Regions from separate parts of the Homo sapiens genome. Here region 2 is linked to region 1. A link is an interaction called in ENCODE POLR2A ChIA-PET data of the cell type or tissue named here. Cell type or tissue: MCF 10A. All regions are shown on one strand.

The links. ChIA-PET counts read pairs that join two places held together with the same protein. Peaks named below come from ENCODE experiments on the same cell type or tissue, not always from the same donor. Only the 100,000 strongest peaks of a DNase experiment are listed, where the experiment ranks them.
Region 2: POLR2A ChIA-PET joins it to region 1 with 5 read pairs; 13 of 35 experiments call an interaction of 5 or more read pairs at or near these places.

The regions. Positions count from the first base shown.
Region 1 is chr14:68,960,665-68,964,664 of GRCh38, forward strand. All of the region lies in intron 1 of ACTN1 (actinin alpha 1), which reads right to left. LOC124903336 (a long non-coding RNA gene) reads right to left here. Exons shown (of 2, transcript XR_007064228.1): 2 at 2,800-4,000. Among named protein-coding and RNA genes, the nearest start is that of ACTN1, 17 kb to the right of the region's middle. RefSeq lists an enhancer at 1,250-1,945. In MCF 10A, no CTCF peak of the experiment used is centred here; a DNase peak (open chromatin) is centred at 1,717.
Region 2 is chr14:69,019,386-69,023,385 of GRCh38, forward strand. It overlaps the pseudogene RPS29P1. Among named protein-coding and RNA genes, the nearest start is that of ACTN1-DT, 42 kb to the left of the region's middle. In MCF 10A, no CTCF peak of the experiment used is centred here; no DNase peak of the experiment used is centred here.

The DNA of each region.
Region 1 (4,000 bases):
TTTTGGGAAGCCAGGCGGGGAGGATCACTTAAGGCCAGGAGTTTGAGAGCAGTCCTGGTGACTTGACAAGAACCTATCTCTATTAAAAAAAAAAAAAAAAATTAAACAACAAAAAACTTCTGAAGGAAGGGGGTGTGGTGGCTCACATTGGTAATCCTGGCACTTTGGAAGGCCGAGGTCAGATGACTTCTTGAGACCAGGAGTTCGAAACCAGCCTGATCAACATAGCAAGACCCTACAAAAGAATGTAAAAATTAGCCAGGCATGGTGGCATGCACCTGTAGTCCCAGCTACTCAGAGGAGGCTTAGGTGGGAGGATCCCTTGAGCCCAAAAGTTTGAGGCTGCAGTGAGCTATGACAGCACCACTGCACGCCAGCCTGGGTAACAGAGTGAGACCCTGTCTCTAAAACGAAATAACAAAAAACCCTGTTATACACGAGACTTTTAATATATCCACCTCAAATGCTTTTTGGAAAGAGGCAGGAAAGTACAAATAAACATGTATTTATGAAACAATCTCTATACTTGGATCTCACTTTCTCCAGGCAAGGAACATAAAGGCTGTGTAACTATATAAGAAAAAGTGTTTTTGATAAAATGCCAAGTGGGGAAATAAAAAAGCAGAGCTAATTTTTATGTACACTATGATTACCGCTATCAGAATAATGCAGGCATGAAGATTAAAAATAAAAATAGGTTTCTGAAAATATAAATGGTTATGTTTAGGAGAAAGGGTCTAAGATGGTCATTTTTCTCCCCTAACTTATCTATCTTCTCAAATGGAAACAGAGGCCCATGTGGGTGAAGCAAGTAAGGCAAGCAGAGGCTAGAAACGCAGTGTTCCCCTGGGTGTTCTGATGCATCTCACAGGCCGCCACACGGGGCACAGGGCGCGGGGGCACGGGGGTGGGCTATAGGCCCTATGTGGATCCTGAGGGACCAGCCCCCAGTGGGTGGTGCCATGGATTTCACAGGGTCTTGGATAAAAATGGCTTGTACACTCAAGTCACAGCTGTTTGAGATTCTTGCAATACCCCCGACATGTTCTGATCACTCCCTCACAACTGGGCATCTGGGGAGGGGCACAGAAGGAGGAGGCAGGAGCCATGACCCTGGCTGGCCTCAGATGCCTAGGACTTGGTGGGCAAACTAGTTGCTCCTCATCCCTCCAGCACCAGATCAGAAGCCACTCCCCACGGGAAGCATTCCTCATCCACCTCCAGAAACTACCCCCACGCCCGACCGACAGGCATTCACACCCACCCAGCCTGTACTTCTCCTTCACAAGACACCCTGAAAGCTTGCCCTCGGCACCCATCTACCCCCTGGACCACAAGCCCTGGCCCAGTACAGCTGTGGCTGGTGTGCAGCCCACATCAGCTGAGTGGCCGGCAGAGAGAATGGCTCACCCTCTGCAACACAGCCAAGGTTTAGCCAACTAGGCTAGCAGCTTCCCCGAGTCAGGATCCCCACTGATGCCAGAATGGCTGGCAGCTGCCTTTATTGCCCTGCATCTTTTACGACAAGAGCCCACATCCAGGGCACGGGCGCCTGGGTGGTCTGAGGAGGGGGTAGAGGCAGGGTCCACTGCTCAAATTCCCGCCTAGCCTTGGCGAGCAAGCAGGAGAGGCAGGGCTGACTCACCAGCTCGCAGGTGGAGTGAGCTCATTCCCTTCCAGGGCATCCTTGGAACTGGAAACCCACGGCAGTGATGGTTCCCATGGCAACGGGCCAGCACCTCCTCCACAGCCGCCTTCCCAGGAGCACCATTTGCCTGTGCCCACAGGTCACTTACCCACCCTCCCCAGCCTAAATCTCAGAACTCAGAGTAAGGAGAGGCCTTGAAGGCCAGGCAATGCAGAGCCCTCCTCCCTCCACACCCCAGCCCTGCCTGCTTCCAACCTGAGACTACTTCAACACATTTAAGACCATGAAACTCTCGCCCAACCATGCATCCCTTCTTTGGAAGGCTGTTAGAAATTCTATTCTGAGCCAGATTCCATGTCCACACAACTCTCACCAAGTCCTACTTCTCCCCATTGGGTCAACCCAACACATCCCCTCTTTCAAATGACAGCCTGGAGCCTGCTCTAAGCAGCCCAGGTCAATCAAATAGTCCTGATACAGTTTCTGCCCTTCCGCACCCGCTGTGTGGGTTTCTTTGCATGGGATTATATTGGTCTATAATCCTCTCAATGTGTGGAGTCTAATTCAGGCAGCCACGCACTGAGCAGGTCTCAGGACAAGCCTGGTGCCTGCTACTGCCCTAAAGATGCCCAGAGCTTGTCCCTCACTGATTCACCAGTCCTCACTGTTGCCCACTCCCAAATATCTTTCACTCCAGCTGCACCCAGCCCACTCCTCACTCACCTCCTGCCCCTCCCTCCCCAGAACTTTGCACTCCCTTTTTCTTACCTTTGGTTACACCCTTTGCAGGCCCACCTCCCCTTGACCCTGCCCCCGCACCCGCTTGGCCTGACTCACATATTCCAGATTTGATTTTTAGCTCACATGATCACCTCCTCCAGGAAGTCCTACCTGTCTCCTCCAGGATGGGCTGGAGCCTTCCTTGGAACTCCATTCTCTATACCAGATGTGATATCTTTGTATATGACAAGGAAATTGCCCGTCCCTGGGTCTCTCACTCACAGGCCTCCTTAGAGACAGAGACCATGCATCTGTCCCTCATCTGGAAAGAATGTCTGCTTTATGTTTGTTAAGTCTGGGTGGCAAGCAGGTAGATATTCATTTTATGATTCTCAATGCTTTTTCTTATGTTTGAAATGTCAACTTTAAAAAAAGATGATCCACAGTAAACATGAGTTGAGTAGATGAACTAGGGCTGGCTGCAGTGCCTTCTGCCCCAGTGTGTGTTTGAGAATCTCACGTATCCAGCTGAACTCACCCTTCAGAAACTTTCCTCCCACCTGGGGCTGGAACCCAACACCACCTGGCCAGTTATCCAGAGCAGTTAGTTCAAACCCTCCGGTGAGCACCTGCAACTTGCCTAGCATGGCAGCACCACAAAGATGAGTTTTTATTCATACTATGATATCATTTCTTCTCCGCTTGTCCTTTCTCACTTGAGAAGTTCCTAGCAGTTCACACTAGCACACTAATCTCAGTGCCAATAAAATAGCCCAGATGATTAAATATTACAGGCAATTCTGTTGCTAATTGCTGAAGCTGAGTAATGGGTATATGGGAAATCACTATACTATTCTCTCTACTCCTGTGTGTGAATTTTCCATAAGTTTTAAAAAAATTCATTCATTTATTCATGCAACTAGCATGCATCATGGATAAAGAGAGAAATCAGAATCATCTCCCCAAGAATTTGTAATTTTATTAAATTCTAAATTGCTTGCTACCTTATGCCACCCCAGGAATTAAATATCTATTGGCATTTGTAACATAAAGGTTATGCTGACCCATCAAAGGATGAACAGCAAATAAGGGGCTCCAGCACTGCCTCTCCTGGACTGTGGGGAGAAAAGAGCCTTTCCAACCCTGCCTATTCCACCTACACTTGAAGGCCCCCATGCACAGGGGCGTCATCAAAAGGCAGCAAGCAGCTGCAGGAAGCCAACAGCATCCCTCCAACTTAAAGGCAACTTTCCCTCAAAAAACAGGAGTCAAGTACCCTCCATTCTACCTGAGCCACCCCCACCTCCACTGCTCAACACAGCACGGGGACTTCAGTCTCCACGACCAGAGAGGGGCCACTTCCCTGGTGCACAGGAATGTACGGGTCAGGAGAGAAGTGTATGGGGCCCGGGAGGGTGGAGACTCAGCTCCATCTCTCATGAGGGGCCTCCCTTCTCCAGTCAGGGCTGACAGCTGGTGCTTGCTACCAGAAGGAATGAGCTAGCAGAGAGGAAGCAACTAGGACAGGGGTTAGCAGTGTGGACTCTGGCCAGGCAGCCCTGAAATCAAAGCCCAACTGCCCCACTAAAAGCTGTGAGTTGGGAGAAAATATTTAATCTCTCTAAGCCTCAG
Region 2 (4,000 bases), 59 kb after region 1:
AAGAAAGAGTACGTGTACTTTTGTATGATGTATGATTGTTTGAGTTGCAAGCTAAATTAGTCACTTTTCTCATGGAACATCATTTTTACTTGAAAGAATGCCTGCAGACAAACTATGGTTAATCAATCAGATTTGAATACTGGATAGACATTTTCTCAAAAATAAACAAATGAGACTGCCACTTCAAGAAAAACAACTGACAGTATTTATTGCCAATAATAAAATATGAGTTTTCTTTTTTTCTGTTTTTGTATCCAGCTGAAAAATTTGAGTTTTCAAGTGAAAATTAGAATTTGGGAAAACTTGTGTCTACCATGTTGAGCCTGACAGCTTCCTGGTACTGACAGACTTTTCTGATGAGATTGGTGGTAATATTAGCCATATGATTATTCTGTGTTGAGAATAAAATGTATCAACTTTTGGAAAACTGGCATATTCAGTAAATCAATACTTCCCAAATGCCTAATGTAAAAAGTTACAAAATCATGCATAGGTAAAAGATCCACTTAAAGTAGATTTTATTTTTATTTTTTATCTTTTTTTTTTTTTTTTTGAGACCAAGTCTTGTTCGGTCGCCCAGGCTGGAGGGCAGTGGTGCAATCTAGGCTCACTACAAGCTCTGCCTCCCGGGTTCACGCCATTTTCCTGCCTCAGCCTCCCAAGTAGCTGGGACTACAGGCGCCCGCCACCACGCCCGGCTAATTTTTTTTTTTTTTTTAATTTTGTTTAGTAGAGATGGGGTTTCACCGTGTTAGCCAGGATGGTCTCGATCTCCTGACCTCGTGATCCACCCACCTCAGCCTCCCAAAGTGCTAGGATTACAGGCATGAGCCACCATGCCAGGCCTATTTTTTATGTTTTTTGAGACAGAGTTTTGCTTTTGTTGCCCAGGCTGGAGTGCAATGGTGTGATCTCAGCTCACTGCAACCTCTGCCTCCTGGGTTCAAGCAATTCTCCTGCCTCAGCCTCCCAAGCAGCTGGGATTACAGGCGCATACCACCATGCTTGGCTAATTTTTTTATTTTTATTTTTAGTAGAGACAGGGTTTCACCATGTTGGTCGGGCTGGTCTCAAACCCCTGACCTCAAGGGATCCACCCACCCCGGCCTCCCAAAGTGGTGGGATTACTACAAGTGTGAGCCACTGTGCCTGGCCAGACCCATGGAATTTAATGTAACAGAGTATGGAAAATTTATTGACATAGGTGCAGATTTCGTATGGCAACTGACTCTAAAAAACTGCCACTTACTGACTTTTGGTGTAGGGCCAAAGAGTATCTATAATAATTTGAGAAAACTACTAAAATACTCTTCCCAACTGTACATTTGCATGGGGTTGTATTTTCTTCATATACTTCAATTAAAAGTACATATCTCAACAGATTGAATGTAGAACAAATGTGAGAATGTAGAACAAATGTGAGAAGCTATCTCCTATTAAAGAAATTTGCAAAAATGTAAAGGAATATTCTTCTTGGTAAATATTTTTGTTTGGGAAAATAGAAATAACTATTTATTTATTTGTGGAGACAGAGTCTCGCTCTGTTGCCCAGGCTGGAGTGCAGTGGCGCAATTTCATCTCACTGCAACCTCTGCCTTCTGGGTGCAAGCAATACTCCTGCCTCAGCCTCCTGAGTAGCTAGGACTACAGGCGCCCGCCACCACGCCCAGCTAATTTTTTGTATTATTTTTTTTTGTTAGTAGAGACGGGGTTTCACCATGTTGCCCAGGCTGATCTCAAACTCCTGAGCTCAGGCAATCCGCCTGCCTCGGCCTCCCAAAGTGCTAGGATTACAGGCGTGAGCCACCACGCCTGGCTAAATAACACCTTAAAAATTAAAAATAGGCCAGGTGTGGTGGCTCATGCCTGTAATCCTAGCACTTTGGGAGGCTGATGTGGGAGGATTGCTTGAGGCCAGGCGTTTAAAACCAGCCTGGACAGCATAGTGAAACCCCATCTCTACAAAAAGAAAAGAAACAAATTAAAAATAACTATGTTGTTGGGCGTGGTGGCTCACACCTGTAATCCTAGCACTTTGGGAGGCTGAGGCGGGTGGATCACTTGAGCTCAGGAGTTCAATACCTGCCTTGGCAACATGGTGAAACCCTGTCTCTATGAAAAATACAAAAATTAGCCAGGTGTGATGGTGTGTGCCTGTAGTCCCAGCTACTTGGGAGGCTGAGGTGGGAGGATCACATTAGCCCGGGAAGCAGAGGTTACAGTGAGCCGAAATCATGCCTCTGCACTCCAACCTGATCCTACAGAGTAGACCCTGTCTCAAACAAACAAACAAACAGTTATGTCAACATGTAATGGGTTTCCTATTGTGATTTTTAAACAAATAAATAAATATGTTTTAATTTCTCAGTTATGTTTCTAATATAGTAAATATATGGATAATACATGGATATAACCGGCATAAACAAAAACTCTTTGTGGTCCTTAATTGTTCAGAGAATAAAGGGGTCCTAAGAGGTGGAAGTTTAAGAACTGTTTCCTGGGGGGTAAACGTTATTAACCAAAATCTGTGGATTAGAAAACTGAGGTTTAGAGAGGTTTAATGCTTGTGCAGGTCACATAGCCAGTGGGTAGGGAAGTCACAATCCAAGCCTTGCTCACTCTACCACAGGAGGCCACCTTGCAACAGGTCAGCAAGCAAGGGAAAGCCCTCCTGAAGCACAGAGAGATCTAAGTAGGAGATGCTGGAGGCCCTGAAGAGGCAAAGAGCACATCTGGGGTGGGGTGGGGGATCTGCACAGGGAAAGGAACCAGGGAAAGCCTCTCAGAACAGGTGACACCCACGCTGGGATTGGAAAGACAAGTAGGATTTTGACGGTTCAGAAATCATGAGAGACTCCACAAATCAGTATGCTTTATCTCAACCACATCCAGACCTGGGACCAATGAGGACACTCTGATTGACTCTGTTTTGTTTTGTTTTGAGACAGAGTTTCGCTCTTGTCACCCAGGATGGAGTGCAGTGGTGTGATCTCGGCTCACCGCAACCTCCGCTTTCTGCGTTCAAATTATTCTCCTGCCTCAGTCTCCCAAGTAGCTGGAATTACAGGCATGCACCACCATGCCCGGCTAATTTTTTGTATTTTTACAAAAAACCCTTCAAAAAACAAAAATTGATCATTTCAGTTTATTCTGGTGTGGGGGACTGATGACTTATGATACAGGGATGGGGAGATAATTATCTTTACTGTGTATCCTTTTGTACCTTTTGGATTTTATATGTGCACACGGATTAACTATTTACACAAGCATATTAAAGGATGTTTATAAATGAGGTCAAAACCCTGTCTCAAGTAGAGACAGGGTTTCACCATGTTGGCCAGGCTGGTCTCAAACTCCTGACCTCATGTCATCTGCCCGCCTCGGCCTCCCAAAGTGCTGGAATTACAGGTGCAAGGCACTGCGCCCGGCCCACCCTGAATGACTCTAGTAACATAAAAGTGTGACGTGCTCCAGCCAGTCTGAAAGTTCCAGGCTCCTGTCCCTTGCTTGCGTAGGCTATCCTTCCATTAGTATGGGCTCTACAATTCACTAATTTAATTTGAACTTTATAAAAGCCTTGGATGGGAGGCTGAGCGAGTGTCATTGTTCTTATTCTACAGAAGAGAAATTTTGGAGGGAAAGTTGTTTTTTGTTTGTTTGTTTGTTTTTTGTTTTTGTTTTTTTAATATACAAAGAGCTAGCATGGTTTCTTTCACTGGGTGGATGTTTTGGATAATCTATTCAAGCCAGATCACATAGCCTGGCTTAATGAAACCTATATCCTTTGCAGACTGACAGAAACACTGGCAGCACACATTGAGGCTGTATTTCCAAATCAGGCCAGTCCAGTTTGAGCCAACACAAGAGTGAGAACTCTGACCCAATTTTCGAGGCTGGCCCCAGTAGAGCTGCTGGCGTCCCATCTTGAGGTGCACTTTCAGGAGTGCAACGAGGCAAAAGGAAAGAGCTCTGGAAGATAAAATGGAGACTCCAAAAGGTT